2 separate regions of the Homo sapiens genome follow, and region 2 is linked to region 1. The links are chromatin loops, found by intact Hi-C in ENCODE. Cell type or tissue: PC-9. All regions are shown on one strand. Links, peaks and the distances in the headings refer to the core of each region. The heading gives the core; the rest is flanking DNA.

What was found. A loop is a pair of places that touch in the nucleus more often than their neighbours do. Peaks named below come from ENCODE experiments on the same cell type or tissue, not always from the same donor. Only the 100,000 strongest peaks of a DNase experiment are listed, where the experiment ranks them.
Region 2: it touches region 1 in a loop (9-fold over the local background); 74 of 110 quality-filtered maps call a loop at or near these places.

Annotation. Positions count from the first base shown.
Region 1 is chr3:150,853,559-150,870,452 of GRCh38, reverse strand. It overlaps MINDY4B (MINDY family member 4B), which reads left to right. Exons shown (of 12, transcript NM_001351281.2): 12 at 1-77. Among named protein-coding and RNA genes, the nearest start is that of MINDY4B, 43 kb to the left of the region's middle. In PC-9, for the core only: CTCF peaks have their summits at 4,751 and 4,952 (motif pointing right); a DNase peak (open chromatin) is centred at 4,982.
Region 2 is chr3:150,779,852-150,796,745 of GRCh38, reverse strand. No RefSeq gene overlaps it. Among named protein-coding and RNA genes, the nearest start is that of SIAH2, 25 kb to the right of the region's middle. RefSeq lists a silencer at 8,683-8,742. In PC-9, for the core only: a CTCF peak has its summit at 8,767 (motif pointing left); a DNase peak (open chromatin) is centred at 9,825; H3K27ac peaks cover 1,157 bases.

The sequences.
Region 1 (16,894 bases), core at 1-8,000:
CAGTAGCCACAAGGAGACATTCTTTTTATTAGCAGTATGTTTGTTTCTTTTCTTCAATGCTGGATATAAATACACAAACAGACAAACTGAGAAAAATTCTGATTTCTACATAAAATTATATATAAAAATAAAATCTCTTGTGTCATTATTCAAAGGGGAAAACAATTCTTTTTAGAATATACTCTTTCCCTGTCCTGTTAAATGCCTATGTTCTTTCTGAAGAGATACACAGAGTAAACACATATTCCTTCTAAAAGAAGTACACGAGAATAATGTAGACACCGCCAGCCACCCCGCTAATCTGCCACCTCACAGACTTAGGGCACTGTATTCACAATCCCAAGGTTAGTTTCCAAAGAACAATCTTTCTGCATTCATTCAAATTCATTTATTAAATGCATTTGCATTTGGCTCAAAGAATAATGTTTTAACTTAAGGACCATGTAGGAAATGAAACTTCAAGGTGAATAATAAATTATGTCAGAAGAGAAAGGCAATTAGGCTTGAATTGCGGATTATAGTATCTTTATCATTGGTGTTTTCACTGGGGATTTTAAATACACTGGACAAATAAGTGGATCCCTACAGACTTTGGGCTTATGTGGTCTTAATCTTACTTACATTGTGCTTTTCCTGAGGTGCGGGCCTGTTTTTTGTTTTATGGACACTACATTGTTTCTTACTGAATGTCTCTTTTGGAGTTGACTGCTTAGAGCTGAATTAAAAAACACACCAGTGCATTAGTAAGGAACTGCTCAGCTGCAAGTAAGAGATCTCACGAAAAGTCGCAAACAATAAAGATATTCCTTTTAACAAGAGCTGTCTAGCTAGGGGATCCATGACTCAGATCATCATGGTTCATCCTCTGAGTCTGAGAACAGGGCACTTGATATTAGAACAAAATCAGGGTTTTGTAGAAGGAAGAAAAGCAGGATGACTGTCGGGTAGTGTATCGGTCCTTACAAAAGCCAACTTTTAAATTGACCTCATTCTTGTATCCATTTTATGTTCCTTCCCTTATTCCTCCTTTGAATTTTTAATTTGTTTATAATTTATGTTAGTTTGCCATATTTTATATGGTATTGTAATTTGGGTTAAATTATTCCTGGAACAAGTCTATAAATAAGTAAAATAATGGAGGAAAGATTAAGTACCTACGTTTTAGATGTAAAAGTATAATTTTGATATATAAAACTATTAATTACTTTGTATATCAATGTTCAGTGAAAATAAGTTATTTTATCTTATAAACAGGGTACCCGGTAATACTTGATTTTTTTCTTCAGAGTGGAGACATGTTATTTAAAAATAACTGGAAGTGGCTGGGCGCGGTGGCTCACGCCTGTAATCCCAGCACTTTGGAAGGCCGAGGTGGGCGGATCACGAGGTCAGGAGATCGAGACCATCCTGGCTAACACGGTGAAACCCCATCTCTACTAAAAATACAAAAAATTAGCCAGGCGAGGTGGCGGGCACCTGTAGTCCCAGTTACTCAAAAGGCTGAGGCAGGAGAATGGCGTGAACCCAGGAGGCGGAGCCTGCAGTGAGCCGAGATCACGCCACTGCACTCCAACCTGGGCGACAGCGAGACTCCGTCTCAAAAAAAATAAAATAAAATAAAATAAAAAAATAAAAATAACTGGAAGTTTCTCAGAGCCATTAGTTCACTTTTAAACTTTGTTTTGAGAAAAATGACTTTTTTTTCAGCTTCTCAAATACAAAGCAGAAGAAAGCTGTTTGCTTGAAGACGGGGATATTAATTTTTCTGACTAGTCATCTAAACTGACTGTGTCTTTAGTGGGAATGAACCCTTGAGGCGATGGCAACTATTTTCCTCTTTCAAATATCAACTTAGACTGGAACATTCCCCCGAATTATTGTTTGCTCTTAGACAAGATGTGTGAATCATTTTTCCAAGAACATTCTCACCAATGTCACAAGACCCGTAGGAGCAGGCCAGGTTGGGGGAGGCCTAAGATTCCCTTCACTTCACACTGTGGAAATAACCCTGAATAGCAACTGGCTGAGACTGGACCTGAGCTGTCCAGGCTGTGGGCACTCTTCAGCCACACCTGGGCCTGCATTTTCTGTTAATGGTTGTAATTCCCTTGTCAGGGCCTTAGAGACATAATCATTCATTCATTCATTCATTCAATGTTTTTTATTTTATTTTTATTTTTATTTTTGAGATGGAGTCTCACTCTGTCGCCCAGGCTGGAGTGCACTGGTGTGACCTTGGCTCACTGTAACCTCCACCTCCCGGGTTCAAGCGATTCTTGTGCCTCAGCCTCCCAAGTAGCTGGGACTACAGGTGCACACAACCACTCTGGCTAATTTGTTTGTATTTTTTGGTAGAAATTGGGTTTCACCATGTTGGCCAGGCTGGTCTTTAACTCATGACCTCAAGTGATCTGCCCGCTTGGCCTCCCGAAGTGCTGGGATTCAGGCATGAGCTACCATGCCTGGCCATTCAATGTTTTTTAACATGCCCTATGTGCCAGGCACTATGCTTGATGCTGGGGAAAATCAGCACAGCGAGCAAAATCAGATGTGGCACACCCTCTTTTCTTATGAAACTTAGGCTCTTCTGAGGAGATGGCAATTAATCAAAAAGCACTTTAATAAAGATAAACTTGAAAACTAAGGGAAGAGATTTTGGGTGCGTCAATCTTATAATAAAGAACTGAAAGAAAAGGAAAAGGCATGTCTGAGGAAGAGATGGTTAGCTGAAGTAAGAAGGCTGCATAGAGATAACAGGGTAAGGGGAAGAAGGGCAAGCAGATGTGAAGCCCTGTGGTGAATGCGCCTGAGGAACAGAAAAGCCTGTGGGGCTAAAGAGTGGTTGTGAAGCAGCTGGAGCAAAAGGTGGGGCCACCGCAAGGCAGTGTAGACTATAAGGTGTGAGAAACCTTGGAAAGGTTTTAAGTGGCCTGGTAAGATTTGCATTTTGAACACATGCCTCAGAGTAGAACATGGATTGGAGAGAGCCCCAAGTGCATGCAGAGACCAGTTAGGCATGCGGAGACTAGTTAGTTAGGCAGTGGTGTGGACAAGAGATGGTCAGAACAGAATGGAGGCAATTAAAGTAGACTGAAGTGGGCCTCTCAGGAGACACCTCTTGGTAGGTAAAATGGAGAAGGCTGAAATAGGTTGCATGGGGAGGGAGATGAGGAAGAAAGAAAGAAGGATCAAGGATGACTTCTAGGTTTCTGATTTGATAACTGGATGGAAGGTTGTACCTTCACAGAACTTGGAAACACTCAAAACATACCAGATTTTGAGGGCAAGAAATCACACATCTAGTCTTAGACATGAAACATTCAAGTGGAAAGGTAGATTAATGGATCAGAAATAAGGATCTGGAAATCAATGGAGAGGTTTGGACCAGAGAAATAAATACACCTGGGAGTCACTAAGGGTAAGTAACATGGTGGCCTGGGGTAAGACTGCCCAAGGAGAGTATGAAGCAAGAAGATAGCTGGGCCTAATGCTGAGCCCTTAGGAATTCTCGTGTCAGCAGTCAGGCAGTGTGCGAAGAGCCTGGAAAGCAGGCGCAGAAGAAATAGCCAGAGACAGAGGAGAAAAATGAGAATTGAACTGTGTCTAGAAACCATGCCCTGTAGGTAAGGGCAGGCATTTCTTCCATCAATCATCGTGGGAACAGGAAGGAGGACGCCTAAGGAGAGGGAAGAAAGGCTCTCCCCACCCTAATGCTGCTGCCAGAGCTGGGAGCCTTGCACAGGGCCTGGACCAACATTTAGGGAACACAGCCAAGTGACAGAGAACGGCAAGTTGTCAGAAGTCCAAGGGGCTTCTTAAAGCAGAGACACGATCAGGAGAAGTAACATTTTAGGTTTTCCTGCATTGTAATTCCTTTGTGTTTAAATTAAGATGTTAAACATTCTAGCCTGATATTCCCTGTGCTTTGTTTGGGAAATTAAGAGAGGGATCTGCTTCACATGTAGAGACACTTTCTAACACCTGGAGAAGCCAGTCTTGTGAAGGAAAGAGGTCTCCTGAGAAGCCCAGAGCAATAGAACAGGATAGAATGATGAGCTAAGGTGTGAGGAAAATGACGCCAGCAAAAAAGCGCAACAGAGAAAACCAAATCAGATTCAAGATGGCGGCAAGAAAAGCCCAGTCTCAAAAAAAAAAAAAAAAGGGAAAAAGAAGGGCTGGGCGCAGTGGCTCACACCTGTAATCCCAGCACTTTGGGAGGCTGAGGCGGGTGGATCATGAGGTCAGGAGTTCCAGACCAGCCTGGCCAAGATGGTGAAACCCCGTATCTGCTAAAAATACAAAAATTAGCCAGGCGTGGTGGTGGGCACCTGTAATCCCAGCTACTCGGGAGGCTGAGGCAGAGAATTGCTTGAACCCGGGAGGCGGAGGTTGCAGTGAGCCCAGAACGCACCACTGCACTCCAGCCTGGGCGACAGAGTGAGACTCCGTCTCGGAAAAAAAAAAAAAAAGAAAAAAGAAAAGCCCAGTCTCAGAGGATGCAATTCTAGGTGAGTTCGGAACTTAAGTGAGGAATTAAGATAAATCCATTTCCATCAGGCTTGATATTTATACAAAAATGCTTCCCGTAATCTGATGAAGATAAGTGGTAAATGCACTGAAAAAAACATATTTCGGCAAAAAAACAAAAAGTATTATTATGGGTTGTCAGGGGCTATCTGAATAAATGATACTTTTAGTCAATGACTATGTTAAAATCAACCAGAGAGGATCTAGTCTGAATGAATTTAACCTGTTATTTTCAGAATAGCCAGTTTAACTTTAACTCTTCCGAATGTATTCCTATCCCCTCTCCTTCCAAGAAGGACTTGGGGTGGCTGATAACTGGTAAACTTTCTGGAGAACTTGTATTGTGTTTTCTCCTAGTGATTGAATCCAACAATGCGTGCGCGCGTGCGCGCGCGCGCACACACACACACACACACACACACACACACACACTTTTTATTACTGTCCACAAGGTGGTGCTATGAGAGTGACTTTTTAAATTTCATAACCACATAACTAAAAGTAAACGTGGGCAATTTAATCACATGCATATATATAGGCACACACGCCTACAAACCTAAAATATTTATACAGATTGATGTAATGGGTATTTAGTTTTGGTGATACTTAGGATTGGTGTCACTAAGCATAGTGTATAGGATTGCTCTGACCTAGGAGTCATCCCCTCTTCCACTCCAATGCAGCAGCAAAACCTGTAAGTGGTATTAATAGCTCTGAAATAGCTCCATTTGCACTGCTGTCTCCATGATACAGGTACCACTATCTCTCACCTGGACTATTACAATAGCCGTCCGACTGCTCTCCTCACCTTCTCTCTTGTCCCCTTCCAATCCCTTTTCCACACAGCACCACACAGCAATCAATTATCTTTTAAAAAAAAAATTGAATCTTGATTATCTTTAAAAAATTCAAGCCTGATGAATTATGTTAGAGTAATCCATATTATGATCATTTCTATGCACTTAGGACAAAAATGCCAAAATCTTCACATGATTTACAAGAGCCTGCAAGGTTTAGCCCCTGCTTCATATCCTGCCAGACTCCTCTCATGCCACTCTCCTCTCACCACCATGCTCCACCCAAACCAAGCTTGTTCCCACTTCGGGGGCTTTTTCCTGCTGTTCCCACTGCCCACAACAATCTTTACCCCCATCTCCTGCTTCAGAACAGCTTAAAAACCACTTCTTTAGTAGCACCATCTCTGACACCATCCCCCATCTAAATTAGGTCTCCTGGTTCATCTCTCTTAGCACCTTGTTCTTTTCCTTTATATCACTCATTGAGTGTTATGGTTTGGCTGTGTCCCCACCCAAATCTCATCATGAATTATAGCTCCCATAATCCCCACATGTTGTGGGAGGGACCCGGCGGGAGGTAATTGAATCATGGGGGTGGGTTTTCCCATGCTGTTCTCGTGATAGTGAATAAGTCTCACAAAATCTGATGGTTTTTTTGGTTTATTTTTTGAGATGGAGTTTCACTCTTGTTTCCCAGGCTGGAGTGCAAAGGCATGATCTTGGCTCACGGCAACCTCTGCCTCCCGGGTTCAAGCGATTCTCCTGCCTCAGCCTCCTGAGTAGCTGGGATTACAGGCATGTGCCACCACACCCGGCTAAGTTTGTATTTTTAGTTGAGTTGGGGTTTCTCCATGTTGGTCAGGCTGGTCTCGAACTCCTGACCTCAAGTGATCTGCCTGCCTCGGTCTCCCAAAGTGCTGGGATTACAGGCATGAGCCAATGCACCCAGCCAATCTGATGGTTTTACAAAGGGCACTTCTGCACACGCTGTCTTGCCTGCTACCACCACATAAGATGTGTCATTTCCCCTCCTTTGCCTTATGCCATGATTGTGAGACCTCCTCAGACACGTGTAACTGAATCCATTATACCTCTTTTTCTTTATAAATTACTCAGACTCAGGTATTTCTTCATAGTAGTATGAAAATGGACTAATACACCCAGGTTTACAATTACATCCTTATTTGTATGCTTATGTGTTAAATACCTAACTATCCACTAGTCTAGTGGTTCTTAAACTTTTTTATCTCAGGACCCCTTTATGCACCTAAAAATTAAGGACGTCAAAGTACTTTGGTTTATCTGGGTCACACCTGTTAATATTTATCCTATTAGAAATTAAAACTGAAAAATTGTTAAGTATTTATCTATTTATTTAAAATAACAACAAAACCTATTATATATTTACCTGAAATAGTATTTTATGGAAAACAATTATATTTTCCAAGAAAAAAATAGTAAAAAGAGTGGCATTATTTTACATTTCTGTACATTTGTTTAATGGCCAGCTTAATATGAGACAGCTGTATTCTCATATCTGCCTCTGCAGTCAATCTGCTGTGATACATTGTTTAGGCTGAAATATATGAAGAAAAGTTGACTTCACATATATATTTAGTTGAAAAAGGGAGGAAGAATTTTAATAGCTTTGTGGCTATTCTTCTTTGATACTACACCAAAACTCTACAAGGGGTAATGTATTAAGGGTTAGTCGCAAAGTAGAACCTGAAACTGTATCAGTGAACTTTTCAAATCTGTTTCATTAAAATCCATTGGTGTATCTTACACTTTGAATGGATCTTCCCCATGCATTAGTCATTTGAAGTATATTGATTCAATGTATTATGAAAATTAAATCATCATATTTTATAATATCAAAAAACTCACAGTAGTTACTATCACCACCAATCACATCAGAAAAGCCTTTAAGTATTGGGAAGCTATCATTAAAATATGTTACACAACAGGTAAATAAAAATAAACTTCTTTCTGGGAAAAAAATCACATTCTGGTGTTTCTTCTTCTTGTTCCTCAGTTATCTCACCCAGTGGGTTTGCAGATTTTTTACCAGCAAAATCTAGTTTTCACATGAAATTTCATGTGGAATCCCAACATGTACAACAGATACACACAAAGCTGATGTGGATAAAGCAGAGTCGGGGCCCATGGTTCTGCCCACTTTATCTCCTTTCTCACTCATGGTGCTGCCTCAGATGCCTTCCTTGAATCTGTGCCTCCCTACAGAAACTATTTTTGAAAACCCCTGATAGTCCTGCCTGTGGAATTAGACTTATTTGGTAGCAGAAACCCGATTTGAATTGGCTTAAACAAAAAGAACATTAGTTGACTCACATAATTGACAAGTTTGGAGGTAGTCCTGCCTTTCCACACAGATGGACTGAGGAGTTCCAACATTGTCATTGGGGCCTGGTCTCTCTTCTGTCTCTGTTCTGCAGTTTGTCTTTTTCTAAGGCGAGTATCCATTCCTACCAGCAAGATGGCCATGTCTACTAGCCAAATCCTACACTTTCATTCTCTCTTCTCAGACTTCCCTGCAGAAAAAGCAATTCTCCCCCAACTATATTACCAAGGCTCTGAGTCACATGGCCATGTCTGCATCCATTTCTGTGGCCAGGGAAACATAATGTTCTGTTTGGCCAGTCTGTAGTCACCTCAGCATCCTGGAACTGGGGATGGATTTAGCTTTATCCAAATCATATTAACTGAGAGAGCAGAAGCAACATTTCCTTAAGGATAATCAGTGTGTTGTTACAAGAAAAGTGACCGGATATTGGGCTGACAAGAATGTTCACTTCAGCTACCTGGACCTCTGTGCCCTGATTAAGCTCTCCTCCTGCCCTCCCACCCCATGAAATATTTGACCACACCTCAATGTGAACACTCCTAGTCCTGCTTTGATTTTCCATGCCCAGTACTTTGGAGTTACACATAGATGATGATGATGCCTGCAAGGCAGAGCTAAGGCTGAGGCAGAGCCTGGAGCAGGCAGCAGGCAAGTGAGAGTCTAGTTGCAAGAGCCAAGACCCGAATCCCAAACCAGAAGCAGGCTGTAAGAGGCACAGGAGCGCATGCAAACAGAGGGCTAGGAAGCCAGCCAGGTGGAAACCATAGAGATGTCTGAAGCCACACATAGAAGTTCCTGGATTTGTGGTGCTGCCCCAGCTGGCTTGCAGACCCACTTGCTTTAAGATTGCTTGCTCCTACTATAGAAAATACCACAGCCTCAGGATTAAAATCAGACTCTGATTTTCTTAGAAATGTATCACAGAGCAGGAAAAAAAAAAAAGGGGGGGGGAATGCTCACCAGGCAGTGGCTAGGTGTCCACACAACCCCAGTTCCCTAACCCATTAACATCTCTCACATGGATACAATTTTAGACCTGAATAGAACTTAACACTCTGATATTTGTCTTGAAATTCTTGATACGTATGGGGGTAGGAAGGGTTGCACAATCTAGTGAAAGTGAATAGAGAAGAAATATTGTGGTCATAAATTAGCACATGTTGAAAGGCTATTTGTACCTATTTAAACTACCTGAAAGTGTGTGAGGGTTTTCCATTGTTCCACATTATTGCCTGCATCTTCGCTATTCTGGTGGGTATATTGTATTACATTGTGATACAATACATTGTGGCTTCAATTTGCATTTCTCTGGTGACTAATAAATTTGAGCACCTTTTCATATGTTTTTGGTCATTTTGCTCTCTTCTTTGTGAAAGTGTTTGTTCAGGTCGTGTGCTTGTTTTTCTATTGGACTTTTTTTTTTCCCTGCAGTTTCAAGATTTAATAGAATGAAAACAGAGCTCCCATACAAAGGGAGGGGACCCAAAGAGGGTAGCCATTGCCAGCTCGAATGCCTGGGTTTATATCCTGATCATTGTCCCTCCTGCTGTGCTCTCAGGCAATAGATGATTGGCTATTTCTTTACCTCCTGTTTTTGCCTAATTAGCATTTTAGTGCGCTCCCTTTACTACCTGATTGGTCAGGTGTGAGCTAAGTTGCAAGCCCTGTGTTTAAAGGTGGATGCAGTCACCTTCCCAGCTAGGCTTAGGGATTCTTAGTCGACCTAGGAAATCCAGCTAGTCCTGTCTCTCAGTACCCCCTCTCAACAGGAAAACCCAAGTGCTGTTGGGGAGGTTGGCCAATGACCACTCTAACTGCTTCCTGCTGAATTGGGGTATAATAGGGGTTGTGCAGTTGAGATTTCCTTGGGAGGGGTGCCTTCGATGTCATTAACATTGGAGCATGGGCTAGCAAGCCGGTCCAGGGGTCTGCGGTAGATCTTAGTCATGGACTGCATCTGGGGCTCCATTTGAAGAACGATTTGTAGTTTTACAGCTTTGATTCTGGAAGAGTCAAACTTAACAAGGACGTTAAAGATACAGGGATTGAAATGTATGACCTGCAGTGCAGGGGATTATTTCTTTGGCACACTTTACAGGCCCTGACTATCTGCCTGATAGTTTTGAAAAGGCCTGGCCCGGTAAATAATGATTTGGCCATCTGATGGGTGCTATCAATGCCTAAGTAAAAGGTTTGGGGAAGGGTTTTAAGTAATCTCCATTGGTTAGCTGCAGGCAAAAGTATTTTTCCTTCTTTGGTGGCTAGCCATCCTGAGGGGAGGAAACTATGTGCTCCTGAGGTTCCCCATTCTATTTCTTCTTCTGAGTACTGGGGCTTGGTTTTCCAGAGGGGATTACCTCATACTAGGGGTCCTTCTATAAGCATTTTTAATGGAGGGTCCTGTCTTGTGGCTCTTGTTGCTTCAATATCCACTTGGCGGTTCCCTTCTATTTCCCTTTCCTTTTCTTTCTGATGACCCTGGCAGTGTAAGACTGTCACCTCTTTAGATTTCTGTACCACCAATAATAATCTCCTAATGGCTTCCTGATATTTGATAGATGTTCCCTCAGAAGTTAGGAATTCCCTTTCTTTCCATATTGTTGTATGGGCATGTAGGCAAGCATACGTAGAGTCTGTATATATATTTACCCTTTTTCCTTCTCCTAATTCTAGTGCCCAAGTGAGGGCTATTAGTTCTGCCAGCTGAGCACTAGTTCCTGGAGTGAGAGAATTACTTTCAAGTATTCCATTATCACTGACCACTGTATACCCCGCTTTTCGAAGTTCTTTTTCTACAAAGGAACTTCCATCAGTATACAAGTTGAGGTCTGGATCAGTCAAGGGAATCTCTAGAAGGTCCCCTCGAGTGGTGTAGGTTTGAGCAATTACTTGTTGACAGTTATGTTCTATCTTTTCTTCATTGTCTGGAAGAAATGTGGCTGGGTTAAGAGTTGCACAAGTGCACAGTTGCAGCACTGGCCTTTCAAGTAATAGAGCCTGATATTTAAGTAAATGGTTGTCTGACAGCCACAAGTCTCCTTTAGCAGTGAGTATGCCGTTCACATCATGAGATGTCCACACAGTAACATCTCTTCCCTGTATTATTTTAACTGCTTCAGATACTAAGACTGCTACTGCCACCACTACCCATAAACAATGAGGCCAACCTTTTGCCACTACATTGATTTCCTTACTCAGGTATGCCACAGGTTGCAAGCTCATCCCTCAGACCTGTGTAAGGACCCCTAGAGCTATTCCTGTTTTTTTCTGTGACATATAAAGAAAAGTCTTGCCCCATTGGCAAGCTTAACACTGTGGCTTGGGTTAGGACCTTCTTTAGGGCCTAGAAAGCCGATTCTGCTTCAGGTGTCCATCTTACTAAATGAGTATTGGCTTTCTGAGTTTCCTTAATTAGTGTATATAATGGCTTGGCTATTTTGCCATACCTGGGAATCCATATTCAGCAGAAGCCTGTTATGCCAAAGAACCCTCTTAGTCGCGTTAGGGTTTCGGGATGAGGATAAGCCAGTATAGGCTGGATACATTCCTCACTGAGGGCCCTGGTACCTTTGGATAATTTTAGCCCTAAGTATTTAACCTGCTGTGAGCAGAGCTGAGCCTTTGGTTTGGAAACCACAGGTGGCAAGGAAATTTAAGAGCGCTCGGGTGGCTTGATGGCACAAGGTTTCTGAACAGGCGGCTAAAAGTAAATCATCCATGTACTGAAGGACAAGAGTGTCCTGGTATGAGAACTGGCTCAAGTCTTGGGCTAATGCCTGGCCAAATAGATGGGGGCTATCCCTGAACCCTTGGGGTAAAACAGTCCAGGTGAGTTGAGATATTGGGTTCGAAGGATCTTCAAAGGCAAATAAGAATTGAGAGTCAAGATGCACAGGGATGCAGGAAAAGGCATCCTTAAGGTCCAGGACTGTAAACCACTCTGCTTCCTCTGGTATTTGGGAAAGCAGAGTATAAGGGTTAGGTACAGCTGGGTATAGAGGAACAATGGCCTCATTGATAATCCTGAGATCTTGCACTAACCTCCACTGTCCATTGGGTTTCTGTACTCCTAAAATTGGAGTATTGCAGGAGCTATTGCATGGTTTTACCAGGCCTTAGGCTTTTAGTTCCTTAACAATTTTTTGGAGTCCTTGTTGGGCCTCAGGTCTAAGGGGGTACTGCCTTGGTAGAGAAAGGAGGCAGAATCCTTTAGTTTAATTTGAATGGGATGGCCATTCTTTGCTCGTCCATATTTTCCTTCTGTTGCCCAGACTTCAGGATTAATTCCTTCCTCAAGCAGGGGACAACAAACGGGTGTTCCTTCTCCTATGTTCAGGTGTATAATGGCTCCTGCTTTTGCTAGAATGTCTCTCCTTAACAAGGTAGTGGGGCTTTTAGGCATAGTTAGAAAAGCATGTGAAAAGAGTAAAGTTCCCCAGTCACAACTTAGTGGCTGGGAGAAGTATCTAGTGACTGGCTGTCCTAGGACCCCTCAGATAGTGACAGATCTGGAGGACAGTTGTCCGGAACAGGAGAGTAAAACTGAGAAGGCCGCACCAGTGTCCAGGAGACAGTTAACCTCGTGGCCCTCAATGGTCAAGCATACCCGGGGCTCCGTGAGGGCGATGGCATGGGCTGGCGCTTGCCCCGGGCACCCTCAGTCCTGCTGCTGGATCATCTGGTTAGTGGCTTCTGACTCAGAGGACCTTCATTCCCTGGGGCAGTGGGCCTTCCAGTGATTCCCTTGACATAAGGGTCATGGACAAGGGGGTGGCTTATTTCTATTTGGACAATCTTTTTTAAAGTGTCCTTGTAGACTGCACTGGAAGCAAGCCCTATTAGGCATTTGATTTGCCCAGCTTTTCCCTTTTCCAGAGCCTCCAAAGTCTGCTTGCCTGAGGGCCATGACTGAAGTGGTGGCCTTTTTTTTTATCCCGTTTGTCCCATTCCGCCTGCTCCTCCTGATCTCTATTATAAAAAACCGAGGTTGCCAAGTTCAGTAGGGTTTCTAAGTTTTGTTCTGGGCCTAAGGCAAACTTTTGAAGTTTTTTTCTAATGTCTGCAGCTGACTGAGTGATAAACTTATCCTTTAAGATTAGTTGGCCTTCAACAGAGTCAGGTGACAGACAGGTATGCTTTCTCAATGCCTCCCTTAGTCTCTCCAGAAAGGCAGTAGGATTTTCTTCCTTTCCCTGTGTTATAGTGGACATCATTGAGTAATTCATAGGCTTCTTCCTAGTTTTCCTTAGTCCTTCTAGCACGCAAGTTAGCAAATGTCTGCGGCACCAATCTCCATGTTCTGATTTTGTGTCCCAATGAGAGTCTACACTGGGAACTGCCTGCGTGCCTGTGGGGAATCGTTCTCTTTCCTCTGTTGTCATCCTACCATTGACCTGACTGAGATACCAGAGAATGCCAATCTCTCGGGCTGCAGTTACAGCGGCACTTTTCTCATTTGGGTTAGTGTCTGATTTAGCAGTAACATTATATATCTCCATGTCAGATCAAAGGATTGTCCTAACCCTTGTAGAACATCAGTATAGACGTCAGGGTTATCTGAGAATTTACCTAGGTCTCTTTTAATTTGCTTCAAGTCTGAGAGAGAAAAAGTTACATTCATTCTGGCTGGGCTGAATTTTCCTCCTCCCACTGCTTGGAGGGGGCATAATTGGGGAATATTGGTACTCTTTGATTCATTGTTTACCCCTTTGTCTATCTCTTTTTGGACCGTTTGGGTTGAAGTGGGGGGTCCTTATTAGTTGGGGAAGGAGTCGAGGGGATGCTGGGGTAGGGAGGTAGAGTCTGAGGGCTTCCTGTGGGGCATAAATCACACTTTTTACATAATTGCGAGTTGTCTCTTAATGAAAAGAAAGTTTGTACATATGGCACTTCACTCCATTTGCCTTCTTTTCTACAAAGGAGGTCTAGCTGTAAGATGGTGTTATAATTCATACTTCCCTCAGGAGGCCAGGTTTCTCACTCTTGAAGAGGATATCATGGCCAGGCGGTACTGCAGAAGAATATAAGTCATTTCTTTCTTAGCGTCTGAGGGTCAAATTGGACCCAATTCTCCAGAATACATCTTAGGGGCGTTTTTGCCTTGTGGGGAAAAAGAACATAGGGATGCCAGCACCCCTAGTCATTTTCCGATGAGCATTAGTCATAGAGTGTCCTCTATGGTCCTAATGCTTATTCCTTTCCAGGGTGCGTAACCACCCATGGACCTCTGCTTATCGGATTATTTACACTCACTGATGTAGCAGTCCTGCACCCCTTTTCCCACCTTTCTTGACCGCAAAGAAAGGGGTCCAGGCTACTGGATTCTAGTGCTCCTTTAACAGCGTGCCCAACATTGCCTTTGTGCTCAGGGGTGAGTTCTAGAGCTGGGCTGGGTTCCTGAGTATTTCCTAACAAACCAGCTGCCCCATCAAGATGCACTCCCATAAACAACAGTTCTTATGCAAATTCGTTTCAGAGAGGGTGTAGGTAACCTTTTGAGTCAGGATTGAGATAGTCTTTTTGATTTTGTAAGTACTTTAAGGCTTGGCTGAGTGCAAACATTTCGAAAGTTTGAGTAGACCAATTATTAGGCAATTCTCCTAATTCTGCTTGCACAAGAGTCTCCCTATCAATTATTGAATACCCATTGTGGTTTTTTCCTCAATCATCTGGGAGGAACCATCTATCATCCTGTCCTGAAGGGAGCTCTTCCTAGGTCTGGTCAGACCTTTGTATGGTAATTAAGATTTAAATCACCTGTAAGGAAATCTGCTGGGTTAAGGGAATTATCAGTGGTTAGTGTTATATTACCTTTTTCTAACAGACTAACCCTATACTTTAAGATTTTTGAGTTAGTAAGCTACCTTTTTGCTTTTTTTGGCTTAGAATAATTCTGAACTGGTGAGGTGTGCTCACATGAGGTTTCCTCTAAAAGTTACTTTTCTACTTTCTTCTGTTAGCAAAGCAGTTGCCGCTACAGATTGAATGCATTTGGGCCAGGGCCATCTGCGGGTTACTGGGTTAAGGATTTGTCATAGGAAGGCTACGGGTTGTCAGTGGTCTCAGTATTTTCAAGCTATGCCTTTGTTTACACTGACAACAAGGTAGTGTTGGAGTGTTATAGGCTCATGGAGAAGACCTTCAATTATCAATTATAGGTTTTAAATTTACCCTGGCTTTTAAAGGAATAGGGCACACTTTTTTTTTTTTTTTTTTTTTTTTTTACTATTTCTATATTTCTCTCTCTTTGACTCCCTCTTTTTCTCTCTGTCTCTCTTCTCTGTCTCTCTCTCTCCTCTCTGTCTCTCTCTCTTAGCCATTACAAACTTGGGGCAGGTATACAGCCCATGTTGAGAGCTGTATACCTAAATTGGGAGGGACACCAGGGATAAGACTCCCTGGGTTTATAGCCTAGATGCCTAAGGACACAGTGTAGAGCTTCCTTAGATCCCTTTGGAGTTACAACTTGCTAGAGGAAAGGAAAGTCTGAACCATTAGTACCTAGGAGGCAGGGATCAGAGGAAGTAGATTCAGAGGTAAGGAGAATTTTGGGACTACACTTTCAAGAAAGTCATGGTCAGGACCCAGGAGGTATGGGTCAGAAGGAAAGGTAGGAGCGCCCGCATGGGCGACTGTTGAGTAGAGACTTCTGGCTGCGCCATGATCTCAACCAGCTAATGCCGGGAGTTTGGGATGACTGCTTTCTGCCTCTAGTCGGCCCTTGGCTTCCCCAGGAAAACTGAAAGTGGAAGCTGGCTCCAGGCAGACCAATGTTCCCAACTCAGAAGGGTTGGGGATTGTTAGAAAGCCCTTCCCCAGATAGCTTCACACATGAGTCTTAAGTCTGGCGGCCATGCTAATTGTTTTTAACTGGCTGACAGGTCCCTGGTATTTTCCTCCAATTCTAAGGAAGGATAGGACAGAAGAGCAAGTGAAAGTGGTCCAATATTACTCACCACTTTGGAGGTCCCTTTGTGGTTGCCAAAATGTTACTGGGGGGTCCTTGCTCCCAGAGCTCCCAAGATGGTGGTGGGCTGCTTCCAAAATGGCGGTGGGCTGCTTACAAGATGGCAGCAAGCCTCGTGTTCTCTGACCTGGGGTTCTTGGCCTCACGGATTCCAAGGAATGGAATCTTGGGCCATGTGGTGAGCATTATAGCTCTACTAGAAGCCGTGGGTCACGGAAGAGAACCGTAGAACCCAGTGACTAGTGTTCAGCTCAATTAGGACGAACCCGGGCACTTAGCCGTGCAGGAACAATGGCAAGCCTTTAGCCCAATTGGGAGCAGCAATGGGCCCCTCACTGGGTCAGGAGCACAGCGGACACCCTGCCAGATCCAGAGGGATGGAAGTCAGCGGCAGGTCTGTGACAGCAGCAAACAGCAGTAGCAGACGGTGAGCAAAAGCTCAGCTTGAACCATAACAAACATGGACCAGAAGAGAGTTGCAAGATTTAATAGAGTGAAAACAGAGCTCCCATACAAAGGGAGGGGACCCAAAAAGGGTAGCCCCCCCCCTTTTTTTTTGTTTCAATAGAGATAGGGCCTCACTATGTTGCCCAGACTGGATTCAAACTCCTAGGCTGAAGCAATCTCCTCCTGTCTCAGTCTCTGTCTTGTCTTTTTGTTATTGATTTGTAAGAGTTATTTGCTTATTCTGATATAAATACATATATTGCAAATATCTTCCTCCACTCTGTGGACTTTTCACTTTGTTAATGGCATCTTTTGAAAAACAGATGTCCTTATTTCCATGTAAATTTGTGCAACCTCTTTGAAAAACTGCTGAATATATACATTCTGTGACCCAGCAATTCCACTCCTAGGCTGAATCTACCTGGCCGAAATGCATATTTATGCTTACTAAAAGACAGGTTTAAGTATGTATATGGCAACACTACTCTCAAAAGCCAAAAACTGGAAACATCTCAAATGTCCATAAGTAGTAAAACATATAAACAAAAACTAGAATTCCACATAATAGAATACTATACAGCAATGAGAATGCATGAACTGTTGCTACATGCAACAACATGGATGGATCTTACAAACAAAATACAAAGGGTAAGAAGCTAGACAAGAAGTAGCACATGCTATATGGTGCCATTTATATATAATCCAAAAAAATGCAAAACTAATTTCTGGTGATAAGGGTCAGGAGAGTGATTACCTTTGGGGATAATGACTAGGAGAGGTACAAAGCACTTT
Region 2 (16,894 bases), core at 5,129-13,128, 79 kb after region 1:
GGAGACGGAGAGGAAGAGGAAGAGGAAGAAGAGGAGGAAGAGGAAGAAGAGGAAGAAGAGGAAGAGGAATAAGAGGAAGAGGAGGAAGAGGAAGAAGAGGAAGAAGAAGAACAGAAGAAGAGGAAGAAGAAGAAGAAAGAAGAAGAGGAAGAGGAAGAAGAAGAAGAAGAAGAAGAAGAAAAAGAATATTTAAAAATAATATTTAAAAATGCCTTCCTGGCCAGGCACGGGGGTGCATGCCTGTAATCCCAGCACTTTGGGAGGCCGAGGCAGGTGGATCACTTGAGGTCAGGAGTTCGAGATCAGACTGGGCAACATGACAAAACCCCATCTCTACTAGAAATACAGAAATTAGCTGGGCTTGGTTGCACACCCCTCTAATCCCAGCTACTTGGGAGGCTGAGGCACAAGAATTGCTTGAACCTGGGAGGTGGAGGTTGGAGTGTCCCGAGATGACGCCACTGCACTCCAGCCTGGGTGACAGAGCGAGACTTCATCTCAAAATACATAAAAAAAATAAATAAAAATGCCTTACTATTCTTATTTATCAATGGAATTATTTGAACAAGTATAGAGGACAGGCAGCTGGAGATCTCTTATTGTTACAACTGTGACAATATTATCCTGCTGAGCTCTTTGGTTGTGAGTGAAATGCTGCCCCTTATTCTGTTTAATTCATGAAACGCTTACTGAATGTATGCTATGAGCTAACAGACGCTGTGTCAGGCAGGAGACTGGGGCTACTTTAGTTCACAAATTTTACTATGAAAACCTTCAAGCATACAGAAAAATTGAAAGAATAATACAGGGAAACCTCAGATACCTCCATCTGTGTTGCAGTTACTAACATTTTGCCATGTTTGCTCTCACCATATGTACGTTGGTAAACTCAGTGAGCATAAATTGCAGACGTTATAACACTTTACCTTCAATATTTATCTTCTAAGAACAAAAATAATTTTTACATAAGCATAATACCACTATACTTGTGAATGTCAGTTTTGTGTGTCAGCTTGGCTACACCACGGTCCTGTTATTCAAACACTAATTTAGGTGGACTTTAATCACGTCTAATCTGTAGGGGTAATTTAAGTCCATAGTCACTAGATTTTAAGGGAGATTATCCTAGATAATCTATCCCAGATAATCTGAGTGGGCCCGATTCACTCAGTTGAAAGGCATAAGAACAGAGCTAAGACTTCCTGAAAGAACAAGAAATTCCACCTGTAGACAGCAGCTTCACCCTGTGCCCAAGAGTTCCAGCCTACCCTTCATGACAGCCAGCCCTGTGGATTTCACACTTGCCTAGCCAGCCCCCATAATCACATATACCAATTCCTTGTAATATATTTCCTTATTCTCCTACTTGTTCTGTTTCTCTGATTAAAACGTGATTGATACAATACCTATGAAAATTAACATTATGCCAATAGTATCTTCCTTTATTGATTATTTTTAATCTGAGGTCATGGGATGGGCTTCAAGGATTGGAAAAAGCCTGAAACTGTATACAGCATTTGAAATGTTTGTACGTTTTGTAAATTTTCCTGGAGGAAAATCTAGTTTTCATCAAATCCTCAGAATGTGCATTACCTCCTAAATGATCAAGAGCCACTGCATTAAATTCATCTTCCTAGTTCCATGAACCTCACAACAGTGATAACAGAAAAAGGCCAACTGACTTTAAGGGAGGACTGGGTGAATCCCTGGGACAGGAATCTGATGGTGGTGGGGGAAACAGCCAGCCACCCTGCAGTGGTTCCAGAATTTCATTCTCGTTAGTTCATAGTGACACAGGTATTTACAATATATTGCCAATCTCTTAAAGACAAGGACAGAGGGAATAAGTCCCTGCGAGTTTCATTGTTAGTGGCTCCAAGCACAAAGCCACTTAAATTTAGCCATCCTTATGGAGGTAAAGAAGTACAGTAAGGTTTTGCATTTAATCTTGATGACCTCATATTTTAAATAAATACTTGGCATCAAAGGCTGAAGAAGAATCATTTGGCCTATATCCGTCTTCCCAAGATTAAAATGTAAAAGGCAGTGAAATGCCTGTTATCCAGAGTGGGAAGAAGGAGAGCAGCTGTTGGCTGACCAAGTTAGAAGGTGCCAATTAATATTAGTCAAGACTTCAGAGAGAAGAAAAATCTTTTTAAAGTTTTTTTTTTAACAAAAATAGTACATTCTCAAGGAATGATATTTTTTCCTATTTTGAATTCTATTAAATCTCTGTAAGAGGTCAGCTTTATAAATGCAGGCATTCCTCCTATTTACAAAAATCTTACTTGTAAGCAGCCATATTGTATTCCCTTCTTGTCACACATCAGGTACTCACTGCCCATGACAAGGCAGAAAAGGGCAAAGCAGAATCCTGCTGGAAGTGTTCCCCTCTCTTAGTGGGGATCAGGGGGCAAGTGTCCTTCCCTGTGGTGGCTAAACTCAGCCCAGCCCCTGAACTAATCCTTGTCTGAGCAGAAATAGCCAGCAGCTCCAGGAACATTGTCATATGGGGCCTGTTGGTCACAGGGGCATAAAGCTAATGTCCAGTATCACCAGGATTTGCCCTGTGCCCAGGGGTAACCTCCTAGCTGTTTTCTTCTTCCAGTGAGCTGGCCAGTTCCACAGCTCAGCTTCTGCCTTTTGTTTCCTTACTTATGACTTGATTTCCTACCTGTGACTGCAACCTTCTTCCAAATACCTAAGTTAATTCCACAAAAAGTGATAGTAGAGTGTTTGAACTAAGAAGGAAACCCCATTCCAGAATTTGACATACATTTATTTACACCAGTCTTCATGATCAGCATTAGGGAAGAGTTAGTGAGTTTCCTGAATTCTCAGATCGAAGGTTTAATGTTATAGCAGTTCACCTGGACTGCTCTAATGTACGGCCCTGGTCTCTGCCACAAGATGGTGCCTTGTTGCTGCATCCTTCAGAGTCGACAAATGCTGTGTCCTCACATGGTAGAAGGGCAGAGGGCAAAAAAGGGGCCTAGCATTCTCTCCAGCTTGTTTACAAGGTCATGAATCCCATGAGGGCAGAGCCCTGATGACTTAATCATCTCCTAAAGGCCCCACGTCTTTTTTTTTTTTATGGGTATGTAGTAAGTACATACATTTATGTGGGGTATGTGTGATGTTTTGATACAGACATATAATATGTAATAATCACATAAGGGTAATTGGGGTATCCATCACCCCAAGCATTTATCATTTCTTTGTGTTAGGAACATTTCAATTATACTATTTTAGTTATTTTAAATATACAATACATTATTATTGAGTGTACTCACCCTGTAGTGCTCTCAAATATAAGGCCCTACCTCTTACCACTGTCATATTGGAGATCAAGTTTCAACATGGATTTTAAAGAGAACACAAACATTCAAACTATAGCAGGGGCTGATGGAAAAAATGTTAAGACTGCTAAGAGGAATTAAAAGATCCTTCAGGATCAAGATGCCTCAGTGCCATCTCTTCCTGCTTTGCCACTGAATAAGCCGAGAGTTGTAACTCAACAGTAAAAAGAGAAATAAATAAGAGAAATTTAAAAGATGGTTAAAAGTTATAAAAAGACAAAAAACTATAATAAATTGGACAGGGGAAACAAAAATAAAAGCTATGAGAGAGAATGAGATGAAATAAATATAAGCAAGCTAATGCTAGGAACTGAATGTGTTTCTCTCAAATTCATGTGTTGAAAACCCAATTATCACTGTGATAATATTAGGAGGTGGGGCCTTTGGGAATTGAAATGATCATGAGGGCAGAGCATTCATGAATGGGATCAGTATCATAAAAAAGGCCCAGACAGCTGGCTTTGCACTTCTATCATCTATGAAGCAGGAAGCAGGCTCTCATCGACACTGAATCTGCTGGCACCTTGATCTTGGACTTCCAGCCTCCAGAATGGCAAGAAATACATTTCTGTTATTTATAAGCCAGCTAGTCTATGGTACTTTGTGACAGAAGCCCAAAGGGACTAAGACAACTAAGAAAAATGTGGACATGAGCTAAAAGTGAGTAGCACAAAATTTTAAAAACAAGTCATGATTATGAAGACACAAACAGAGTAAGAGGGCTCATATATTTAAAAGATAATACCATAAAAGAAGCTACAAAAATAGCTTAAGTAAAATTGGGCCTCCATGCTCCCACCTTAGAGTCACAGTGTGGAATTGTATCCGGAAGAAACTCAAGTTTGCTTCCAGATAAAATAAGAAAAAAAACAGAGGTCTTTTCAATGGGTCTTGTGAGAAGGCAAGATCAGGGGAATTACAGTGCATGCACAGAAGGACTATTCTCCAAAAGCCCTCCTTGGATGTTTGTCCTCACCGGAGTCCTGCTTCTGAGCAGCTGTCAGAGATTTCATCACCTTCTTCTCCACATGGTTCCCTGCCCACCACGCTGCTTTCCCACTCCTCCCTCTCCGAGGTATACTGCTCATGCGCTGACTCCTTCCAAAAGCCATACAGCCTTACAAGTGACTGTCTTCCCTCTGGGACCTGTCCCATGTCTCCTATTCTGGTGACTTTTCTCCAAGATGCAATACTCCCTCAATCTGGAATTCTAGTGAATTAAATTCCCTTTATAAAATGTAAATGACATCATAAAAATATAGTATTTAAGAGGCGAAGAGTAAGGAAATTACCCCTAAAGAATATTTTAAAGTGAAATGGCAGAGTAGTGGAGGTTAAAGCTTTAACACTAGCCATCAAGGTCCTGGCACCTCTGGCTGGCTATCTACAGGCTATACCAAGCTCAGACTTAGGGAAATATGGAGAGAGCAGGAGAGGCCTGAGAGTTGTAATTGGTCATTATCTCAATACGAACTGACCAGGCAAAGCAACTACTAAAAAAGGAAAAATTTAAAAAGATGATGTGTAGTTACACTCATATGGCAAATAGGGATCATCACCTGTGCCAGCTCCAATTGACCAGTCGTGGCTACCTGGAGTGTAATGTGGAGTATCATGAGGTCACATGTGAACCCAGCAAAAGGAGCGCCAGGATCAATTAGCAATGCCAGCTGTGGGTGTAGGAGTGAGGAGAGGCACAGGGCATGCAGTGCCTCCTGGCCCTGGGCCTGGAAGCTGGCTCTCAGGAGGAAAGCAGTGTCTTATCGGATACAGTCAGGTTCAGAAAGTCATCAGCGGAAAGGCTTGCAGGAGCCAAGCAGGTACCATGAAAGAACAAAGCAGCCCCAGGGGAAGGGGTTGCCTCTGTGTGTGGAGGGCACATGGCTAGTAGAATATTTTTGGCAGAAAGTGATAGAAAAACCCAAGTCAACTGGTTTGAATAATATAGAACTGCATTATTTTACCTAATAAGTCTTTGAGAGAGGCAGGATGAGCCAGATGTGCTGTGGTGAAGGTTCTAGCTCTATTTCCCACTCTTCTTTCAATTTTCCCCTCCTCCATGTGAACAGCCCATCACTACCATCTGATAGTAACTGATTTAGGAACATAGGCTTAAACCATCAGTAGCTGGTATTCCCAGGGCTGGTCTAGGGATGGGCGTATGATCCAATTTGGCCTAATCAGACTTCAGGGAATGCCTTATTTCATGGGTGGAGGAGAGGTTTTCTTTTCCTTCCTGTGGATGTAAACAAGAACACTTATTGCCCCAGTCACTGCTGCCCATCATCTTGCAACCATAGGGGTAAGTCAGCTTGAGGACGCTCCATGTGGAGGAGAGGAAAGCTGAAAGAGGAGTGGGAAATAGAGCTAGACCCCTCACTGAAGCACATCTGGCTCCCCCTGTCTCTCCAAGTGCAACATGTGCTATGATCAAGATGTGTTCCATCTAGAGGCTCTAGGAAAAGATTTGTTTTATTTCCTTTCTCAGCTTCTAAAGGCCCTCTGCATTCCTTAGCTTGTGGCCTCTTTCTCCATCTTCAGAGCTGGCAATGTTGCAACTCTGAACATTCTTTCATAATCACATCTCCTTCTGACTACAACTGGGAAAGGATTTCTTCTTTTAAAGATCCATGTGATTAGATTGAACTCACACCAATAATGAATACTGTCCCTATCTCAAAGCCCTTAACCAAATCACATCTGCAAAGTTCCTTTGCCAGTAAGATAATGTATTCACAAATTTCAGAGACTTAGGACTTAGACAGCTTTGGGCGGGTGTTATTCTGCCTACCATACCACCTCATAGTTCCTTCAGGCTCAGATCCACACTTTGTAGTTATATATTTCCAAACTCTAGATAGAGGTCAAGAAAGTCAGGAAAAAAGCATTTCCACAAGAATAAAAAGAAAAAAACTAAGTGGATTCAGCAATGTGTTCCATTTGATGGGTAACAGTCTCTCCCTGGATTAAATAATAACTGTTGAAAAGGTCCTACAGGCTAATGTTAGCTAAAAGAGGGCTGAACAAAGCCCAAATTAAACTGCGTAAATTCCCTGAGGTCTCTGGAGAGTTTTCTGTATAAAAGGAAGGTCACAGGTGATATTGTATTTCTTATAACCCCAAGGACACAATAACTTTTATGTCAAACTGGAAATGAAATAAAATGCTGGCTTCTGAAAATTCATCAGATCAAGGAGAACATCTTGACTGGACAATGAGAAAATTTATAACTCTTCAGTCACCTCCTCGATCCTTTTAACTCTGGGGATTGCCATTGAATAGCTAACTCAGTCATGGAAATTAACTTATCCAGTCAAAAGGAAATTGTCTGCCTAAGGATGAACACAGAGGATCTGGCTACAACTAAAAACTCTTGCTCTCCTAGCTTGGCTACTCAATAGAAAAGGAAAGGGAAGTGTGAAAACATCAAATAGAAGAAGCAGTAATGAATTTTGCCAGCTACCTTTTTTTTCAATAGTGAGCAGTGCCGAGAATGAACATAAGGAATCAGTGCTCAGCAGACCTGGATTGTAGCCCCGCTGGGACATTAACTAGTTGTTAAGACTTTGGTCAAATGCCTTAACCTTCTGGGGACCATGTTTCCTTGTCCTTTTTTAAAAAATTTTAAAAATATTGACATGCATTTTTTAAGATGCATTAAAGAAAAAATTCATAATACTTCCACCACATAACACACACATATGCACACACACACACACACACACACACACACCCCTACTTCCTCTTATTCCACCCTCCAAGGGTGGAACGTCTAGTGAGTATCCCCTCGATACCTTTCTCCATGCTCGCATGCAAGCAGATATTCCTAAAGAGTTTGAATTTTTTGTTCTTACAAAAACTGAATCATACTATGTTTAAGACTCCACAATTTCTTTTTTTTTTTCATTCAACTTACTATGGTGATCCTCTAGAACAATTCATATAGATCTAATTCATTCCTACACACTAATTTAAATTGGAATTATGAATATACCAAATTACATTTATACCAAAATATATCCTATTGAAGTACAGTTCAGTTGTATCTCAATTTTGTTTTGTTTTGCTACTAAAAAATGTGCAAAAATCATCTCAATTACGTATTTCTATGTTCTACAGCTTTCATATCTGAAAAATATACTCCTCAAAATGAGATTTGGGGCAAAAAATATTTTTAAAAATTTTAATAAATATTACTATACTATCTCCCCAAGAGCAGTAATAATTTTCAGTCCTACCTTCAGTATATGAGAAGGCCTGTTTTCCCTCTATTAGCACTGTATGTCATTAATCTTTTTAGTTTTTGCCACTTGATAAGGAAAAAATGGTATCTTGTGTTGTTTAATTTGCAATTTTGAATGCTAGTAAGGTTGTTCATCTCATTTCTTAGTAAACTTTAGTTGCTAATTTAGGTTTTTACTCTGTACAGACACTATTCTTATGAGAAAAATGGAGGCATATTTTGGACTAAATCTCTAGCAAAATCACCGTAACTGTTATCTGGAATACCAGTTTAGCCAGAAACCAATCAGTACCTGAAAGCAGTCTGTAGCTTGGCTGTTGTATAACACCTCAACCCCATTTTAAGGAAGATCTTCAAAAAACTTCTGGAGAAGTCTAAATTGCAAACGATGATCACCACCACAGAGGCAGGAGTAATGGATGCCAAGTTCAACATAAACTTGTCTTTGACACCAAGGCATTGCCAAACCAGGAATGATGGCAAAGCTAATAGTGACTTCCTGAAGCACTTGGTTGAGAAGCATTCCGAGGCTGATCAGGGCTCAGCAGAAAAAGAGATGGAGTAGCAATGTGCGTTGGGTGCATACGAATATAAAGGAGCAATATCTCAGGTGAGAGCCCTGATATTGTCCCCAATTGGAATTGATACCTGGGCTCAAAGGTGCCCGGAGCTCTTTGATCTGGGTAGGAGGAAAGACTCATTCCCCATCCCTGCCATCACCTCCTCCTGAGACCACACAGGACCAGGGGTGTCCTCCTCTCTCTTCCCCAGACCTCCCATTCTTTGACTCTGTTTCATTTTATCCAGAATTCATCTGAATAAAAACGTTATTGAAAACGGAGAGAATACAGAAATTTTCTACACCCTAAATCCACTAGGAATGGACAGACAGGGCTGGTAAGGGAGAAATTAAATGACATTTGAAAATCTACAGACAAGAGAAATTGTAGGCAAAATGACAGACATAAAATCTCTGGCTCTCTTCAGAGAATTAGCATTCAAATCACAAAAGACAAAACAAAACAAACAAAAAGCTCTCAGTGCCAAAGCTTAGAATGCCTGCATTTCAGCTCCATCCAGGAATGGTGCACATTTTCTCTCCCAAAATGTGAGTTGGCCAGGCACTTCTCCGCCGCCTCACGCCTCCCCGTGACTGCGCTTCCTTTATCAGGACGTCGCCTGACCCCTAGTGGTGGCACCGCCTGCAGCTGCACCAGATAAGCTTGTCAAAATTCTAATTTGCTGACAGGTAGCAGCATTTCCTTAGAAAAACTAATGTTTGTACATTACCACAGTAGAAAATGGGTCTCTGACTTTAAGAAGATCTTCAGAAAGGTAAACTGCAGAGAAATTAACAGAGATGCCTAAACACCAAAGAACACAGCAATCTTTGTCATATGACAGCAATACATGACATTTTTCCTGGATCAGTAACAGCCTCGATCTCCCAGGCTCAAATGATCCTCCTGCCTCTGCCTCCTGAGTAGCTGAGACTACAGGTGTGCGCCTCCACCACAAACAGCTAATTTTTTTATTTTTTATCTTTTTTGTACAGACAGAGGTCTCCCTATGTTGCCCAGGCTGGTCTTGAACTCCTGGGCTCAAGCAATCCTCCTGACTCAGCCTCCCAAAGTGCTGGGATTACAGATATGAACCACTGCACCCAGCCAGGCCTATCTTTAAAAATGAGTAAAAATCCTCTGGTCCTGCTCAAATTTTTCTTTTTTATTATTTTTTTTTTTAAAAAAAAAAGGAGTAAAGAATTGCATCCAAGATAAGGAAGTCTCCACGTGTCTACACATTCATCCAAACCCACCTTGCTCAAGACTTCATGAAGTAGAAAAGCCTAGAAACTAGACATTCACAGTCCTATAAAATTCATGTGCCTTAAACTGATGCCATGAAAATTAGTTCTAAATGATGGCCAAAGGCAATAGGGAAAAAATGCATTTGTGAAATATTTTAGTTTATTTCATGAAGCATTAAGTAATGTATGAAAAGAAGTTGAAACTGAGACAAATGATCTTAAATGAGCCACAATCTTGGTCTATCCAGAATTTGCCTGCAAACCCCACCCTGCCCTTGTCAGAATGACTCAGACTTGGGTTGACTGAGCTTCCAAGGTGAAAGTCTCAGAAGCCACAGTTGAAGGAATCTAGGGTTGGCAAGGTTTCCCAGGTCCCCCTCCCACATGCCCCAAACTGGTCTCAGGTCCAGTTTGCTCTCAAAAGTAGGGTAACTCCTACTTTTTTTCTTTGAGATGGAATCTCTGTCTGTTGCCAGGCTGGAATGCAATGGCATGATCTTGGCTCACTGCAACCTCCCCCTCTCAGGTTTAAGCAATTCTCCTGCCTCAGCCTCCTGAGTAGCTGGGATTACAGATGCATGCCACTGCGCCCAACTAGTTTTTCTAGTTTTAGTAGAGATGGGGTTTCACCATGTTGGCCAGGATGGTCTCAATCTCTTGACCTCGTGATCTGCCTGCCTCGGCCTCCCAAAGTGCTGGGATTACAGGTATGAGCCACTGCGCCCGGCTGACCCCTACTTTTAAAAAGGGCAAAAGATCTGAACAGACACCTCACCAAAGAAAGTATACAGATGACAAATAAATACAGTGGTCCCACCTCAACTACGGAACATATGTTCCAAGACCCCCAGTGGATATCTGAAGCCACGGATAGTATGGAACCCTATTATACTATGTTTTTTCTATCTAATAATCAACATAGCTCCAAAGTGACTAATGGGCGGGTGGTATATACGATGTGAAGACACTGGACGAAGGGATGATTCACATCTTGGGTGGGACAGAGCAGGACAGAATGAGATTTTGTCACACTACTCAGGACAACACGCAATTTAAAACTTATGAATTGTTTATTTCTGGAATTTTTCACTTAATATTTTCAGACTTTGGTCAACTATGGGTAACTGAGGCTGCAGAAAGTGAAACTGTGGATAAGGGGGAAACTACTGCTTATGAAAAGATGTTCCACATCATTTGCCATTAGGGAACTGCAACGTAATAAATAAAAGTTGTATTGGTCAACTTTATTGGACAATCAATATTCATGAGCCTATACTGATATAAATAAATGATTGAATAAATAAATAAATTTGGAAGAATAGACAAATCTCCCATGCAGAATAAATTCCAAATAATTTATTACATAGATGCTTCTCGTTAGAGAAGTAGAGCACAGCTTCCCACTCCTTAAGTGTGGGCTGTAACATAGTGACTTCCTTTCAAAGTGTAGAGTGTAAAAAAGGCAGGGGGCAGTGAAGGGGAGAGTAATATTAGGCGGGGCACAGTGGCTGACGACTGTAATCCCAACACTTTGGGAGGCCGAGGTGGGTAGATAGCTTGAGCTCAGGAGTTTAAGACCAGCCCGGGCAACACAGAGAAACCTTGTCTCTACCAAAAATACAAAAATTAGCCAGGCTTGGTGGCGTATGCCTGTGGTCCCGGCTACTCGGGAGGCTGAGAGAGGAGGATTGCTGGAGCCCGGGAAGTCAAGGCTGCAGTGAGTCAAGATCATGCCACTGGACTCTAGCCTGAGTGACAGACTGATACCCTGTCTCAAAAAAAAAAAAAAAAAAAAAAGTAACGTTACAATGGAGAAACCTAACAAACATTAATCAGCCATGTGATCAAGGCTAACATTAGCAATGATAAGCATGGTGATACCTTACTCTGTGGTCTTCCTCTCCAAAACCAATAACCCCAGTCTAATCATGAGAAAAACATCAGACAAATTCCAACTGAGGGACATTCTGCAAAATACCTGACCAGTTCTACTCAAAACTGTCAGGGTCATCAAAAACAAGGAAGGTCTAAGACACTGTCATGGCCAAGAGGAGCCTAAGGAAACATTACAACTAATTATAATGTGGTATCCTTGATGGAATCCTGGAACAGAAAAAGGACATTGCATAAAAACTAAGAAAACCTGAATAAAGTATGGACATAAGTTAATAATAATGTGTTAATATTGGTTTATTAATTGTGACAAACGTACCATACTAATGTAAGATACTAATAATAGGAGAAGCTAGGTGTGGAGTACATGGAAACTCTCTATTGTATCTTTGCACTTTTTCTGTAAATCAAAAACTATTCTACAATTAAAAGTTTATTTAAAAGTAGGATGAGTAACTTCCTGATTTGCCCAGGATGTTCTGGGTTTTGGCACTGACAGTCTGGCATCCCAGGAAACCCTTCAGTCAAGGCAAAACAGGATGGCTGGTCATCCTATGATATTCAGTCCCCCTCTACCAACAGAGATCCCTGGGAGACACTAAGAATGTATTAATAAACTATCCTAGCTTTCCCTTTCTGTGATTTTGATTATTTGTTGCCTAATTTATTTCAGGCCTAGAGCATTTGCCATTGCCATTTCCCATAACTGACCTAAAAACAGCTAGGCACAAAAAGTGGGTATTTCATTGTAGTGGAAATATCCATGAGGAGAAAAGAAAACTTTCTCAGACATAATCAAGATAGCACCTCAACATTTTCCATACGAATAGTCCTGTAGCGTGACAAAGCATGAGTAATTCATAGAAACATGGTTATGACAGCTTTGATGCGTCCTTACAGCATGAGGCATTACAGGATTTCAGCAATGAATCAACTGCGTACACAAAACAAGTCAGCTCTACTATCTGACATCCTATGGGAAACTGAGGCACAATAAGGCCAAAGCTGACTTGGGGATGGTTCAACTGGACAACTGCCCAGGACGCTGATCCATAATGCTAAACTGCCACAAAAGCACTAAAATGTTGGTGGAAACATAAGGTAGGGAAAAAAATAATTTTTCATACTCCTCCTAGGGAGGTCAATGAACATGGCTGAAAGGAATACAAATGTTACTCAACTCTAAATCTTTCCTAGACAGAAACAAAGCTACACATGAGAGGACAACCATCCCACAGATGGTGTGGCAGTGGCTTGTCTAACAAATGCCTAGTTGGACTTATACACAAATGTTCTTAGGAACTACCTTTCAAACTTAGACTATCTGTAAATAAGGAAGCATCTGTAATTGATAAGCCACCAGGTTGACAGGGTGTGGAAACACCCACTCCCCATCCCCCAGCCAGGCAGCAAACTCCAGAGGTGGTCCTGTGAAGTGCCTTCTCAAGAAGTGTGAGTTCAATTAACCCAAGGCCTTTAACTATACTGAGATGGCTATGAAGGTCTGGGACTATAGGGTCCTTCTACTCTGCCCCTCCTGCACACAGAACTCAATGCTTCCTCCAAATAAACCCAGAATAAATTTCAAACACACATAGGTTTGAAGGATAGACAAATTATTCACCTGCCAGAGGCATCCACTAGTTAGATCCATTCCAGGCCAAGGAGGGCACTGTGTTGAGGGCAAAGGGCTAAGGCTTTAAGGATCCTGGGCTTAAATCCAGCCTGAGGTACTTACAAATTATTTAACTTTCAGTAGAATCTTGACCTCTGGGTTCCCAAATTTCCCATCTGTAAAAATAAGAATAATTTTATTCATCAGATTCTTTTCTATTGTGTTTGTTAAGCAATTGCAATGGTCTGGCTGATAGTTGGATGTGCATTCCCTCCATAGCTTGCATTACTCAAGAAGACTGACAGCATATTCCTCAAATCTGTAGCAAGATGTCCCTGCTGACCAGCACCCTCCTACTCTCTGCAGACCTCTCCTTATTCTGAGAGAGAAAGGGAGCAGCCACAAGGCAGCTCCACCAGCCCCTGTTGTCACATTAACCAGCCTCCCTGCATCTGTACCTGGTCTTCCACATGCCCTCCTTCTGGACGAGGTCTATCTCTCTTGACCAGTGCTGTGGGGCCCTCAACTCTGACCTTCTCAGCAATGGGGATCCACTGATTATCCCCTCCCAGTGAAACAGTGAATCTGCCCCTTGCCCATCAGACTATAGGCTTGCCCAAGGGTCTCATGTTAAAAATAAATAAATAAAATTCTTCCTCAGCCCCTCTCTGGGTTCTGCTCTGTATATCAATCTTTCTACCTAGCTAAACTTCGTGGAAGCCATGTCTATCCCACCATTGCCAATTCTTCACCTCCTGTCCTTCAACCCCAGCAGTCTGACTTCCAAACTACTACTCCCCTGAAAGTGCTCTCCAAGGTGACTTTTGTCTTAGTCTGCTTGGGCTACTGTAACAAAATACCATAGACTTAAATAACAGACTTTAATTTTTCACAATTCTGGAGGCTGGAAAGTCCAAGGTCAAGGTGTTGGCCTATTCAGTGTCTGGTGAGGTCTCTCTTCCTGGCTTGCAGACAGCTGCCTTCTCCCTGTGTCCTCAACATGGCAGAGAGAGAACTCTGGCCTCTCTTTCTCTTCTTATAAGGACACTAATCCTATCATGGGGACTCTGCCCTCATGACCTCATCTAAACCAAATTATCTCCCAAAAGCCCCACCTCCAAATACTATCACATTGGGGGTTAGGGCTTCGACATATAAATTTAAATTTAGCGGGGGTTGGGGGGTGGCATAAACAATCAGTTCATAGCACTGGCCTTGCTCTCCCTGGCCCCTCAGCCTCTGACACCCTTGATTACTCCCTTCCCTGGGTTCCCATGGCCTGGGGGATCTGGATTTCCCCCTACCTCTCTGACTGGCCCTGAAATGATGGCCCTTCTCAGAATTCAGTCCTAGGCTCTCCTTTCTTTTCTACCCAGGCACTGTGGATGATCCCATCCTCTCTCAATTATGTCTATACACCAAGGATGTCAAAGTTCTAACTTCAGGCCCTCCTGCAGACCCCTATATCCCACTGTCTATGAGTATCTCCACTTAAGGAGAATTAGTTAGAATTAGTTAAATTAATAGGCAAGCTATTAATTTGTCTGAGGCATTATATTAGTTTGCTAGGGCTATCATAACACAATACCAGAGTCTGGGTGGTTTACGTAACAGAAATTTATTTTCTCACATTTCAGAGGTTAGAAATCCAAGATCAAGGTGTTGACAGGTTTGGTTTCTTCTGAGGCCTCTCTCCTTGGCTTGCAGATGGCTGCCTTCTGGATATGTGCTCAGTGGTCTTTGTTTTGTGTGCACACATCTCTGATGTCTCTCTGTGTGTCCAAATTTCCTCTACTCATAAGGATACCAGTCAGATTAGATTAGGGCTCACTCTAACAGCCTCATTTTATCTTAAACACCTCTTTAAAGGCCCTATCTCTAAATATAGTCACATTCTGAGGGATGAGAGTTAGGCTTCAACATATGAATTTGAGAGGACATAATTCAGCCCACAACAAGCATCTACTTGGCATGTCAACTTCAGATGTGTGTGTGAGTCCCAAAGGCACTTCAGCATTAATATGTCCATGATCATCTCCTTCCTCACTCTCAGACCTTATCCTCTGCCTTTGGGCCCTTCCCAGGGTATGGCACCCATGTGGCTTACCACTTCCCATGGTCAATCCATCACAGGCATACCATGCCTCTGAAATATGATCATTTATCTCCATCCCCTCCGCAACAAACTTGGTCAAAGCCACCATCCAATCTCCTCTGGGTTAGCACAAGGGCCTCCTAATTTGTCTCTCTTCCTGGGTCTTGCCCACCTCCAACCCATTCTCCATGTGGCAGTCAGAGTGAACCTTCTCAAACGCAATTCTGGTCCATGTTAAAATCTTGCTTAAACTTTTCAGCAGCTCCCCACTGCCCTTAGAATAAAGCAGGCACTCTTCAGTAAGGCTTACAAGGACCTCCTTCAACTAGCCCTGCTTACCCCCACAACTCTGAATTTCTTTTCAATACTTTAAATGCACCACTTTCTTCTGTCTGGGGCCTTTCTATGTGCTCTTTGCACTTACTGAGATGCTCTTTGCCCTTCCCCCCACTCTTACTTTCTATTCAATTCTTAGTTTAACCATCATTTCCCCCAAGACGTCCTCCCTGATCTTCCCACTAATGGGATCAGGTGCCTCACTTTGTACTGCACTGAATGTTTAATTATGTGTCTCCTTCATTATGGATCAAAAGAACAGGAAACATGTCTGTGTTGCTCTTCCCCCAGTGCATAGCAATGTGTCTAAAATATAACTATTGAATGAAAGAATGCGTGATGCAGTATAGAATATGGCAAAAAATAATGGACTCAGTAAGAGATGACCTAGGTCTTTGTCTCAACTCTGCCATTAACCAGCTACATTACAACGTCTGTAGGCCAAGATGAAAATAAGATTGGGCTAGAGGCTATCTCTCAAATTCTCTCTTGATTCTAAATGACTATAATTCTTCATCTCCAATCCCAGGTAAAATACACTGTGCCTGCATATGGAAGGAAGAGATCTTTGACTGCTATTGATTTGGACAAAATGCCAATAGCTTGATGAAAATATAAGAGGCCCAGAAAAGGCCAGTAGAAGACGGAAGTAATAAAAAAGACTGCTCGGTGATACTAAAAGTCTTATAAATCAAGATGATTACATAAATCTTTCTTGACAACAACCCAAAGACAAAACAAAGACAACCAAATGTAAGGACTTTTAGCCTCCACTCCCCATCCTGTGTTTCTCTCTTCTGCTCTGTCACCCTCCCTACCCAAACTCGGAGACTCCCATTCTTAATAAGGTGAGTGTAGAGTAGTGGTGGGATGGGGAGGGTCTGTTAGATTAAGATGATTATGGATCAAGTCCCCAAACTTCCTCTTAGCTTGAGGGGGATCATAGTCTATTCCAAAAAGGAAAACAAAATTTGTTCAAGTAATAAAAACTCCTCTCTGGTTTGCAAGAACCAGGATGGGGAGAGGCTGGTGAATAAATTTAATTGAGAAGCCACATCTAGGCCTTGGAGAGAGTAAGAGCTGGGTGCAGCTTCAAGCTGAGGGCCACCCACCACCCCCATTGTGGTAAGAACCTTGCTTCCACTCCCTGACCCATCCAAGTCTAAAATATCTCACTATCTAGGTTGGCTTCATATTAGATATCTCTTGGAATTAATTTATATGCCAACAATGGCACTCAGGATTTACATACAAAACCCATCTCGTAGCTGTGGAAAACTAGTCAGACAGGCCTGTGTCCAAATCCCAGCTCTGCTGTTCGTGGGCTTGGAGATGTTCATCAAGCGATTGTTCTCCTGCACCTCAGTTGCTTTGTCTGTAAAGCAGTCACAGAGCAGATGGCCCAAATCCTCTACAGCTGTATGGGGCAAGGACGATTCCTGCCTTCCAAAGGTGGTTCCTCCAGGTGCTGAAGGGCCCGGCCATTGCTCTCGCGTCCCTCCGGGCTCTCTGCTGTTCCCTGCCTAGGAGTTGCCACGCTCATGGC